Linked DNA regions of Homo sapiens: region 2 is linked to region 1. Evidence: chromatin contacts called from ENCODE Hi-C data. All regions are on one chromosome and are shown on one strand. The core of a region is the stretch at or near the end of the contact, and the rest is flanking DNA. Distances in the headings are between cores, read along the strand shown.

The links. Hi-C counts contacts between places; a loop is a spot of excess contacts on that map. Pooled maps may share reads with other maps.
Region 2: a loop to region 1 is called in a pooled map, with 23 times the contacts of the local background. The contact joins two enhancer-like sites. A Hi-C loop is called at or near these places in 7 of 37 single-sample maps with no recorded cell type and 5 of 50 pooled maps.

What each region holds. Positions count from the first base shown.
Region 1 is chr17:69,112,996-69,119,266 of GRCh38, forward strand. ABCA6 (ATP binding cassette subfamily A member 6) reads right to left here. Exons shown (of 39, transcript NM_080284.3): 11 at 4,903-4,961; 12 at 2,381-2,491; 13 at 1,767-1,942; 14 at 623-742; 15 at 227-365. Among named protein-coding and RNA genes, the nearest start is that of MIR4524A, 16 kb to the left of the region's middle. RefSeq lists an enhancer at 5,068-5,257. Within about 2 kb of position 3,001, at least 6 of the 41 ENCODE cell types and tissues checked have a DNase peak (open chromatin) inside an H3K27ac peak, as active enhancers do.
Region 2 is chr17:72,417,036-72,423,236 of GRCh38, forward strand. It overlaps LINC00673 (long intergenic non-protein coding RNA 673), which reads right to left. Exons shown (of 4, transcript NR_152516.1): 3 at 3,665-4,031. Among named protein-coding and RNA genes, the nearest start is that of LINC02003, 77 kb to the left of the region's middle. RefSeq lists enhancers at 3,912-5,111, 4,502-4,561, 4,612-4,741, 5,355-5,764, 5,845-6,154. Within about 2 kb of position 4,301, at least 15 of the 41 ENCODE cell types and tissues checked have a DNase peak (open chromatin) inside an H3K27ac peak, as active enhancers do.

The DNA.
Region 1 (6,271 bases), core at 1,751-4,250:
TCTAAAAAAAAAAGGTAATCAGAATTTTTCATTAGTTGTCACTACCTAGCAAATGTACAACCAGAAAGGAATTCCACAGTGGAACTAGACTCCTGTCGTCCTCCTGACTGCTATAGAATGTAGGAACATCACCATAATGAGAGCAGGGCTCTTACCCTGGGAATAGACCTCGCTTCTAAATTCCCCAATTGCATCATGGTAACACTGAGATAAAACCAACAATTACCAGCCAGGATGTCAGCCTCATCCATGGACTGGGTACTGAAAAGGATCACATGATCTGCTCTACGCTCTCTCAGGAGGCTCCACACTTGATCTCTGGAAAAGGGATCCAATCCAGTAGTTGGTTCATCTAAAAGCAAAATCTACAGAGAATGAAGATATATAAAATATGTCTCTCTTTCACATTAACTGTATCCAGAAGATAGCATGAAAAACAATAAATACCATAAAATAATAACCATCCAGCCATTTTTCTCCAATATACTTCTATTTATAGTTAAACATAGCAGGTTCTCTCTTGATGCATTACAATGAAAGCTCTACCACTTTTAGTGGTAAAAGAACTTGACATTTTGCAGACATTCGACCTGCTTCCTTCCCCATGCATAATCTCACTTACTTGAGGATCTCCTAAAATGGTAATCCCAAAAGTCAGCTTTCTTTTCTGTCCTTCACTTAAATGTTTAGCAAGGTTATCTTGAATGTTTTGCATGTCCAATTCCAATAATATTCGTTGTACCTATATGAGAAAATACGCAACTTTTAAAATCCAAAATGAAGAAGACATTTATGCAGCCAAAAGACACATGAAAAAATGCTCATCATCACTGGCCATCAGAGAAATGCAAATCAAAACCACAATGAGATATCACCTCACACCAGTTAGTATGGCGATCATTAAAAAGTCAGGAAACAACAGGTGCTGGAGAGGATGTGGAGAAATAGGAACATTTTTACACTGTTGGTGGGACTGTAAACTAGTTCAACCATTGTGCAAGTCAGTGTGGCAACTCCTCAGGGATCTAGAACTAGAAATACCATTTGACCCAGCCATCCCATTACTGGGTATATACCCAAAGGATTATAAATCATGCTGCTATAAAGACACATGCACACGTATGTTTATTGTGGCACTATTCACAATAGCAACACTTGAAAACAACCCAAATGTCCAACAATGATAGACTGGATTAAGAAAATGTGGCACATATATACCATGGAATACTATGCAGCCCATAAAAAATGATGAGTTCATGTCCTTTGTAGGGACATGGATGAAGCTGGAAACCATCATTCTCAGCAAACTATCGCAAGGACAAAAAACCAAACACCGCATGTTCTCACTCATAGGTGGGAATTGAACAATGAGAACACATGGACACAGGAAGGGGAACATCACACATGGGGGCCTGTTGTGGGGTGGGGGGAGGGGAGAGGGATAGCATTAGGAGATATACCTAATGTTAAATGACGAGTTACTGGGTGCAGCACACCAACATGGCACATGTATACATATGTAACTAACCTGCACGTTGTGCACATGTACCCTAACTTAAAGTATAATAAAAAATAAAAATAAAATCCAAAATGATTCATATTATGCAATTTTAACCACTCATTAAAGCAGTCGATATTTGTTATGGGACCTCTTTGCCTAAATTTTATTCATAACAGGGCAAATAAATCATTGAAGAGAATTCTGTGGTCATGATTTAATTTGGTAAGTGGTTGGCAGGTCAGTTAATCCAAGCATGCCCTCCTACCTCTTGTTCCACTTCCTTTAGATGAATCCCTTTTATTTTAGCAAACAGGCTGAGGTTTTCCTTCACGGTGAGTATGTCAAATTGAACATTGAATTGAGGACAGACGCCAGTTATCTTTCTGATTTCCTCCAAGTCTTGCATTTCAGAGAGATTTTTATTATAGATGGTAACTGATCCTAAGAATAGAAGTTAAAAATAAAATTGGCAAGATAATACATTCTATTAATATTCATAGATCTCATTTAAGAAAATATTGGCATATGTTCACAAATGTCTAAAATGATTTGTGAACTACTATTCTTGACATAAATATATGCTTATAGAACTGCATATATGTGAACACAATTTGTGAACTACTAATTATTCTTGTTACAAACATATGCTTATAGAACTGCACATCTACCCTGAAATATCACACAATGGAATAAAGATAATAATTTTTATAAAATTGCAGAAATATGAAGTATATTCAAAATTATGTAGCTCTTGGAAACAACTTTAGATAAACATTATTTCTCTTAAGCCATCAAATTTAAAATTTAAAATGAGAGGCATATGCTTGACCTCATTCTATTATAAGACATCTTGCCTTTGAGAAATTTCTTTTTACTCACCTTCTGTTGGAACAGACAATCCATTAAGAATATTTAGCAGTGAAGATTTGCCAGCTCCACTGTGACCCAGGATTGCCGTGATTTGACCTTCATATATGTCAAAGAGCAAGCCTATTTTTAGAACAAATTGTTAACAAATTATTAACAGTATAAACAGAAAGGCATTAGACAGGCCTGGTCCCAACATAGAACAAGGCTATTTAGTTTAGTGGCATATTTCTCAGCATTTCAATACTTTAAAATACACAATGATCAATATTTTCCTAATTGCCAAAATAATATGTGACAGAACTATAATAATTAAAATAATATGTTACTGGTGCAGGATATAGTGACCAATGGAACAGAACAGAAGTCTAATATGGACCAAAGAAAATATAAAAATAAAGATTAATAAAATGACCTTTCAAATGTATTAGAAAGATGGTTTATTTAATAAATAATATTGGGACAACTAAACAAATACATTAACAAATTTTATGTTTGTAATTTTTTTTTTTTGTTACAGGATCTCATTCTGCCACCTAGACTGGAGTGCAGTGGAGCAATCACAGCTCACTGCAGCCTCAATCTCCCACGCTTAAGCAATTCTCCCACGTCAGCTCCCTGTAGCTGAGACTATTGGCCCACGCCACCACACTTGGCTAATTTTTGTATTTTTAGTAGAGACAGGGTTTTGCCATGTTGCCCAGGCTGGTTTCAAACTCCTGAGTTTAAGCAATACACCCACTTCGGGATTTACAGATGTGAGCCACCATGCCTGGCCTGTAATTTTTAAATGCAAAGTATACGGTGTTTTCCAGGGTAAGAGGGAAGTGATACTGGCTGTTGGGACTGACCCACAGTAACTGGAAAAATTAAATAGAAGCCTCAGTTTCGTCATCTGCAAAGTGAGAGATATATTAACATGTCTTTCACAGGCCTAAATGTAAAATGGTACATGTAAATCACTTAGCATAGTTTCCCGCACACACCAAATCCTCAATGAAATCTAAGTGTTTATTGCTATTGTTGTCGTTGTCATTATTATTCATTATGTATTGCTTGTGGGAGTATGACTTTTTATGATTTTAGAGGGAAATAATTTGAAATATGAATCAAGAATCTTGAAAGTATGCTTCCTTTGAATAATTCTGCTTCTAGAAATTTATATTCAAGAAACAATTTATGACATTTACAAAGATTGAACAAGGCTGTTCATTCTAGTATTTTTTATTACACTAAAAATTGGAAACAAATTGAATCTCATACATTGGTGTGTTAATAAGTTAGTCGTGGTATCCATATAATGGAATGGTACTTAGCTTCTGAAAAGTAGGCCATAGATAAAAGATTTCAAAAGTGTGTCCCAAAGGTGTTGCAGATGTGCTCCAGAAACTAACTCCATGAGGAAGGAAGAGGAGGCTAAGGGATTGCAACTTCTTCCCTGATTTCCCAAAGAGCAGCTATACTTGGTTTGAATTCATAATCATATTTTTAATGTGTTGATGTCCAATGCTTTTAATTTTTTAAGGTGCTGCTATTTTTAAAATGAACAAAATTCTTAAAGAAGTTTTTTGTTTAGACAAAAAGAAGTTCATGACTTGATGAGTACAAAGGTAGTTCAAAATGTGCTCCAAAACTTTAAGTAATCAATTTAAAATTATTTCAGTATCTCCTGAGCTAACATTAAAGAAAGAAATCACAGCTCTAGATGGTATTTGATGAGAGAAACCTAGAGAGAGAATAAAATTGCTCATACAAATACATTAAATTCTCAAAGACCTAATCTAAAAGCAATGAATAAGACTGAATTAGAGGATGCTGTATTTATTAGAAAATACACGCAATATAAACACAATGGTCGGAGAACTCTACACTTCTGGAAGGTTCATGGCTCTTCTTTTTCAGCTTTTAAGGCTTCTGTCTTTTATAAAAATCATTTTTATCCCTCCTAAAAATTATTTTTAATAAAAGTAAATAGTCCTCCATGAAATCTAGCTACTCACTTTGATGTTTGCTTAAATGTCTGTTATAGAAAACTGTATGTTAGAATATTTTGTATCAAAATGTGTTTTTTCATTTCAAATTATAACTTAGGTTTGTTATAGGATATTGACTTGTGAAATTTAATTCATAGTCAATGGTTTTACTCATCTTGCTTTAGTTAACCTCACCAGTACATATAAACTATGTAAATTCACCGGCTAGTATAAAACCTTTATCAGATTTCAGTCTAGATGTTCTTTCCTCACAGTGACAATATATAAAATATTGTTCATAGCAGATTAATCTTTAAAAACAAAGAGAAATTACATCTTTCATTGTATGATACCACTGTTATAAATTAATAGATTCATGAAATATCTGGAAGAATTTTACAGCATATTCTTAATCATGATTAATGTCCAAGTGATAGCGTTATTTATATTCTTTTTTCTTTTGCTTATCTACATATTTCAAATTTTTTCACATTGAATGTTTCCCTTTTTTATAATAAAGAAAGAAGTGAAAGAATGAAATTTTTCAATGTTTTTCTTTACCTTTCAATGCTTCCACTTTTCCAGATTTTCCTTTATATTCCTTCTTAACATTTCTGATTCTGAAATAACAAAAAGGGTGCTTACTTAGCCAACACAGAAGTGAAAATAGCACGGGCCATTTATAGCCCTAGTCATAGTGATAACTGCAGCCAACCACTTTATGTGAAATAAGGGATGGCATAAACAGTCTATTCAGAAAGAAAAAACCCTATTTTTGATTACTTATTTCCCCTGAGGTAGAAAATAGAGGAGTCTCTCTCAAGTTACAATTAAACTACTAGTATTTTGCCTAGAAAAGTAGAATGCTGTGTAATTATCCTCACTTTCTTCCTCTAGCTTTAGAACAGTTGGTTCTTCCCCCTGTTCAAGATCAGCTCATTTACCTAGGGTCTTGAACTGGCATCCTGCATCGTCTCCAAGTCTTGCTTATTAGTTTATGAGTCAGACACTCTGTCACCTGCATCTTTTATAGTGTTCTCTCTAATAGTTCCTCTTTGAACTCACCTCTACTTTGGACACAATTTAATTTCTCTCCTCCCTGTATTGTACAAAATTCTCAAAATAAACTTGCCATTGTAAACTTGCCATTTTCACTTCCTGACCTTTAATTCCTCTTCAATTGCACTCTGATTTCTGAACTCACCACTCCAGTGAACCACTTCATAATGAAATCATTAGTGACCTCCTAATTATAAAATACAACAAATACTTTTCCATTCTTACAGTGGATTATGAGTCACTGTTGATGACTTTCTCTTTGTTAATGGTGACTTAATTGCTTTGCTTCTTATTTTTCTAAATGTTCCTTCTCTGTTTCCTAATAAAGTCCTCTTCCTTCATCAGACACATCAGCTTGATATTCCACAGGGTTCTCCATGTATATGATGGATCTTCTCATTTGAGACTCTCTCCAGAAGTTTTCTCGTTGGATTTTTTGTTTTAGCATCAACCTAATGCTGACCCCACCCTTTTCATTGATCTTTAGATTCACACATCTAATGGTTTGCTGCATAGATAGTCTCTCTCTCTGTCTCTCTCACACACACACACACACAGACACACAGCTCTTAATCAGTGGTTGTTAATTGTGAATACACATTAGAATTCCAAAGGGAACTGATGCCTGCAAACAACATCTGAGATTCATATTATATTCACATTAATTACTTCTCTGCAGAGTTCACAGAAAAAAGATTCACATTAATTGATCTGGGGTGATGAGTTTTTCTTGGCAGTGAAGGCTGAGGATTGGGATATTTTAAATGTTCTTCCAAATGAGTCTAATGTGAAGCCAGGTTTGAGAATTAACTGCTCTAAAACTGCATATGCAGAACAGACTTCACTGCATTGTCACCTAAACCCATTTCCC
Region 2 (6,201 bases), core at 3,051-5,550, 3.3 Mb after region 1:
GTCATGTTCTAATCCCTGCTATGTATGAATGTTACCTTATGGTATATGGTAAAAGGGACTTGGCAGATGGAATTAAGTTAAAGGTCTTGAGATGGGGAGATTATCCTGGATTATCCAGATGGACCCTAAATGTAGCTGTAAGTGTTCATATAAGAAGGAGGCAGAGGGAGACTTGACTACAGAGAGGAGAACTCCACAAAGGCAGAGACTGGAGTGATGTGGCTCCAAGCCAAGGAATGCCAGCAGTCATCAGAAGCAAAAAACAATTCTCCCCTGAAGCCTCCAAAAGAAACCTGCCCTGATGACAATGACTTGGTTTTAGCTCCAGAAGTCTCAGTCAGACTTCTGACCTCCAGAGCTACAAGAGAAAAATCTGTGTTGCTTTAAACCACCAAGTTTGTGGTAACTTACTACATCAGCTTCAGGAAGCTAGTACAGATATAAATAAAGTTTGCTGCAAGGATTGTCATCAGAGCCTTATTTCACAGCAAAAGGGAAAAAAATGTTGGAAACATAAAAAAACTATTAAAAAATAACCATGTCACATGTTCCTACAATGAAATACTAAACAATCAAGAAAATATTGAACTATTACTTAATGATAAAAGATTAACATCCTATAACTAAATATGGTTCCTATTTCCTTTGCTTTTATACATTTTTCTAATAGTAAGCATCTTATAATTCCTTCTGTCATTGTATAAGTTACATGTTTATTTGCAGAGTGGTATGAGTGTTAAGGATGGTTTGATCCCTTTCTATGAATAAAGATGCAGGAACTGGTGGAAATTTAGTAGAGGAAGTCAAACGGAGCAGGAGGTCCAGAGTTGGCATCCTTCTGGGTTCTGAAAACCTCCAAGGTTCCTGGCAAAAAGACTCTCCTCTACACACACCTCATCCTGGCACCATGAGGCATCTGGCCTGCAGACCCTGCCTGCTAACAAATGAAAGAGTCCAGTCTCCTTACCATGCGGCTCAATTCCCCAACCCCCCACCTCAAGTCTGGGAGAAATACAGACTTGAGGTGGGGGGTTGGGGAATTGGGCTGCAAAAATAACCCTCAAAGCATGGTTATTTTTGCCTCCTTACTCTTATCTGTCTTTCAAGGTTGGGTGGTGTATTAGTTTACTAGGGCTGCCATTTCAAGTTAGTACAAACTGATGGCTTAAAACAACAGGAATTTCTTCTCTCACAGTTCCGGAGGCCAGAAGGCCAAAATCAAGGTATGGAGAGGGTTGATTCCTTCTGGTGGTTTTAGGGGAGAATCTGCCCCCTGCCTCTCTCCTGGTTTCTGCAGGCAATCCTCAGCATTCCTTGGCTTGCGGATGCACCACTCCAATCTCTGCTCCATCTTCATAGTGCCTTTCTCTCTGTCTTCTTCTCTTCTAAGGATGTGTCATTGGATTTAGGACCTGAATCCAGGATGATTTCATCTCAAGATCCTAGCTAATTACATGTGCAAAGACCCTATTTCCAAATAAGGTTAGATTCTGAGGTTCTAGATGGACATGAATTTTGGAAGTTCACTACTCAAACTATTACAGAAAGCCTTCATCTTCTCTTTCTCTTTGGAGACAGGGTCTCACTCTGTAGCCTGCCTCGAGTAAAATGGTGCCATCTTGGCTAACTGCAACCTCCGCCTCCTGGGCTCAAGTGATCCTCCCACCAGGATCCTCTACAAAAAAATACAAAAATTAGCTACCTGTGTGGCTAATTTTTGTAGAGACAGAGTCTCCCTATGTTGCCCAGGCTGGTCTTGAACTCCTGGGCTCAAGCAACCCGCCCACCTCTGCTTCCCAAAGTGCTGGGATTACAGGTATGAGCCACCATAGCCAGCCTCCCTGCTCTCTCTCTATTTCAGTCCATTTTTTTCTCTAAGTTTCAGTAACTCCACGAGGTCTTCTCTGATTCTTCCAGGTCCCATCCCTTCACAGAACTTTTCTGTAGTCTGCATCCCACAATTCAGCCATAATGCCATACTCTCATCCCCTGTTCATTGCCCAGGACCTACAGATGGAAGTATCCAAAGGCAGATGGACACTCCCTAAACGGATGAACTTCCCAACAACTGCAGTTGCCAATGTTAGAATGGGTGGCCTCAGGAGAGATAAAATTCTCCATCATTAAAGTGTCCAAGCAGAAAGCACCTATCTGGACAGGCTGGGAGGATGTTGTGGGTCTGAATGGGAGATGGAATGAGGTGGTCAAAAAGAGTCTGATTTTATTAAATATGAGAACAAAGACTGTACTCAAATAACTTAGCACAGTGCTGAGCACTGAAAAGGCACTAAGCAGATGGGTATTATCCCACTAGGGATGTTCCTTTAAATCTCAATCTTCCTCCTTTCAACAAATGCATGGAACTATACAAAGCAAAATAAACCATGAGAAAGAAAATGCTAAGTCTGAGACTATTTGTATATTCAATGGCCATTTGCAGACCACCTCCTTGGTATACTGCACTATGGGATAGAATCTGACACTCTTCTGCAAGTCTCTCTTCTTTGATGGCAAGGTGACAAGCAGGGCATGGTCGCATGAGCCTGTAATCCCAGCTACTGAGGAGGCTGAGGTGGGAGAATCACTTGAGCTTGGGAGTTCAAGACCAGCCTGGGCAACATGGTGAGACCCCATCTTCAATTTTTTTAAAAAGCAGCAGCAGAAGCAGCAGGTGATAAACCAGGGCAAATCCTATGCCAGGAGACACCTAAATCAGCACCCCCAATGGTTATGTGACCTGAGAAAGGAACTCCATGCCACCAGAATGTCTAGATGAGCAGTTGGAGGGTCCCTTGGCAAAACCTAAGAGATGGGGTTCTGGGATCTATTTTTGCGCCTGCCCAACCCACTAAGAAAGGGAGAGAAGGCAGAGGAGCTGCTCTCTGCAGCTGCCAAGGGCAGGCTGTCTGCTCATGCTGGAGCCCAGACAAAGCACACCCACCCGGTGGTGATTTATCAGCCGTGGGAGGCCCAAGAAGCTCTTAAGCCGCAGGTGGGTGCCTGTAAAGCCACCCTCCCTGGGGAGCACAGACCTCAGGCCTTGCTCTGCTGCTAATCACCATAAGCACCCCGGTGCCTCAACCCCGATCTGGGTGGCCCTTAACCACTCCCAAAGCCCTGTCACATGCTCAGTGATCTCAGCCGGCCTCACATAAACCCTGTCAAGTAAGCAGGACAGGTGTTGTTATTATTCCCACTTTACAGATGGGGAAAACTCTGGGGGAGCAGTTCGATGGCTTGCTCAGGGCCACCCAGGGAGCACATGTCCCAATTCCTCCCATAGACTAGGCAGGCAAGTGGCATCGCCACTCCCTCTGTGCTGCCTGCCAGCACTTGAGGGTTTTACAAAGGTGGCAACAAATACCAGGGATGTCTCTTCCCCCTGGGCCCTGGGTCCCTTTTTGGACACTGGGGAGCCTGACTCACTAAAACTCCTGTGTCTTTCTGTTCAATCATCCTCCCTCCTCCTGCTTGACAGTTTGGAAGTGGAGGGGCAGGGCCCTGGCAGGAGTAGACATAGCTTGTGCCCAGGCTGAGCCTCCCCCAGGAGCAGTAAAACATGCCTTTTGGGATCTGAGAGGAGAAGCTGCCCATTCTGTACTTTTCCAGACGTGGAGAAAGAAAGGAGAAGGCAGAGCAGATTTGAACTCCTGGCTCAACTCACCAGCCCTGTAGAGGTCCTCAGAGATGAGCCTTGTATTTCACTAAGCAGCCCCAGGAAGCGGTTTGGGGGACTTCAGAGCAGAATGGAGCAAGAGGAACACTGCCCTTGTTGGGGGCCGGAAGTCGGTGGGGTGTGAGTTAGTGATCCTCAGGTCAAGGGCCTCCACGGGAGGATGGGACCCCTGGACCCACATAACCCACGCTTCCCAAAGGCCTTCACTGCAGATTCGACGGAGCCGCAGGAACCAGGACTCAGGAGGTGGCACCTGCAGGGCCGGGAGGAGAGGGACATGCAAATGAGGCCAGGCCATCCACAGCCCACTCCTCCTGGAAGCCCAGAGTCTGGCTGGCAACTTGAACCTGATCTTCTAAACAGGACAAAAAAAGAAAAAAAAGTTGTGATTTCCCCTGACCAACCCATTTCTTTTTCCCCCTTCCCCAACCCCTGTGGAATTTGCACCCTCAAGAGGCACCTGGGGAGCCACCAGCAACTAAGAGTTCAAGGGGCTCCTCTGCATTTGGGGTCAGGCAGAGAGGAGCCACAGCAAGGGAAGGTGAGTGGACAGTTGCAAGCTGTGAAAAGCCAAGTTGCCTCCAGGCATCTAGGCCTGCGTTTGGTTCCCATGACACTCTTACTGGCAGCGTTAATAACTAACCACGTCCCAGACAGGTGCTGGCGGCCTAGCCTTAGGAGTTCTTGTTCAGGGCTGGAAATGAGTCACTTCCCTTTTATAGTTTGCTAGGAGACTGAGTCACCCAGGGGCCGACCCTTTCACACAAGTTCTCACACCCTGGCCAACTAATATCCATGTTCATACCCTAGACCTACCCATCTACCAGGTCAGCCAGGCCCAGTGGGGCTGACCCTCATGGTCTATGTCAAACAGCATCCCCAGGAGTGACCCAGTCCCTGCCTTTTCCCTTTGTCCCCCTACTCTCTCAATGGAGATGGCCCACTCACTGTCCCAAGAGGCAGCTCCTGCCTGGGCAGCTGTCTGAGAAGGACAGAGTCTGACAGGTAGGCGCCCATGCCCAAGGCCCAGTTAGATCCACCTCATCTTTGACCTTACTCTAAACATTGCTCTCATACGTCCTCAATCCTCTGTTTGGAAACCAAAAACACCAGAAGTGGAAAGTTCCAGAGCTGATGAACTAAAGGACAAAACTGCGATGCAGCAAGTCAGCTTCAACCCTCTCGGGAAGGGCAGAGGCTGAAAGCAGGTAAACTGAGGCCTGTGACTGTTAATACACTCCCCTACTTCAGGAGTCAGGTGGGAGGCAGGAGAGGTAGGTCATCGAGTCCAAGGCTCTGAGCACCCACATTCGTCAGGTGGCTCTGGTGTCAGTCTCTCAGGACTAATCTCCTGATAGACAACAAATAAACATCATTAGAGAAAACAAGCTCATATGCATTTTTCAGTAACCCTTCTTTCCCCACTCTCGTATGGCCTCTCTTATGTTTGCCAGCAGGTGGGTACCCATGCCCAAGACCCAGTGACATCCATCTCACCTTTGACCTTTACCCTAAACATTGCTCTCATAACTCCTCAACCCAAGGGGTGCATTTGGTCTTTTTTAATTTAAAAAATTAATTTTTCTTAATTAAAAAAGAGTGTATGTAAGAGAAAAAGAAATAATGAAACTAAAAAACAGGAGGTTAAAAAAAAAAAAACCTCCCCGAAATAGTTTGGGGATTTACTTTTTTTTTTTTAATCCTCAGAAAGTCCCTCTTGCTACCTGGTTTCTAAAACAGACAATCAACAGAGATGACATCAGATTAAACAGCACTGGGTGTCTCACTGCCAGGGGCTCCAGGCAGGTGTGAGACTGACAGGTTGAGAAAAGATGACACTATTTCTTCCCTTAGAAGATGAAAACCAAGGAGGAGAAATGACAGCAGAGGCTGAGCCCCGGGTGTGGTGGGAAACGTGACACCCTGCCAGCCGTTGGCCTTTTGGGTGAACTCTGCTCGCTCCTCTGCATGGGACGACACTGCAACCCGGCGCTTGTTAGTTCCCCCATCTCTCAGGTATCACAGCCAAACTCACCCCAAGGGCTCAGAAAGCTCAGCCTGTGGCTGTCTCACCTCCACAGAGCCCCCTGGACTTTCCAAGCCTGCATTTTGAACTCTGTTGGCTGCGGCCGTGGCTTTCACTTGACCTCTGCAGAGAGAGAGGGGCTTTCCCTGGGACACACGTCTTGCACATAGCAGCTAAGAGCGCCAGCCAAGCTTCGTCGATAGCACCAAGGGTCCAGATGCCAGGAGAGAGACTCCACCCCCAGAGGTGGCTCAAGAGTCCAAGTGAGTCATGAGGTCTGACCAGCGACCATAATGTCCCAGGGTGAAGTGGGAGGCCTGGAGATGGAGCCCGCTGCAGGGACAGGAACCACAGTGACTCACAGTTGGACCCCGAGGGGAAGTTCCATCTGCAAATCCTCTAAATGGCTCTGGTCCCCGGGTGAGCTCATCTGCACTGCCGCTGACACTCAGAACCAGGACTGGCTTCTTTCTCCCAGGGCCCGGGTTTTTCACTCTCA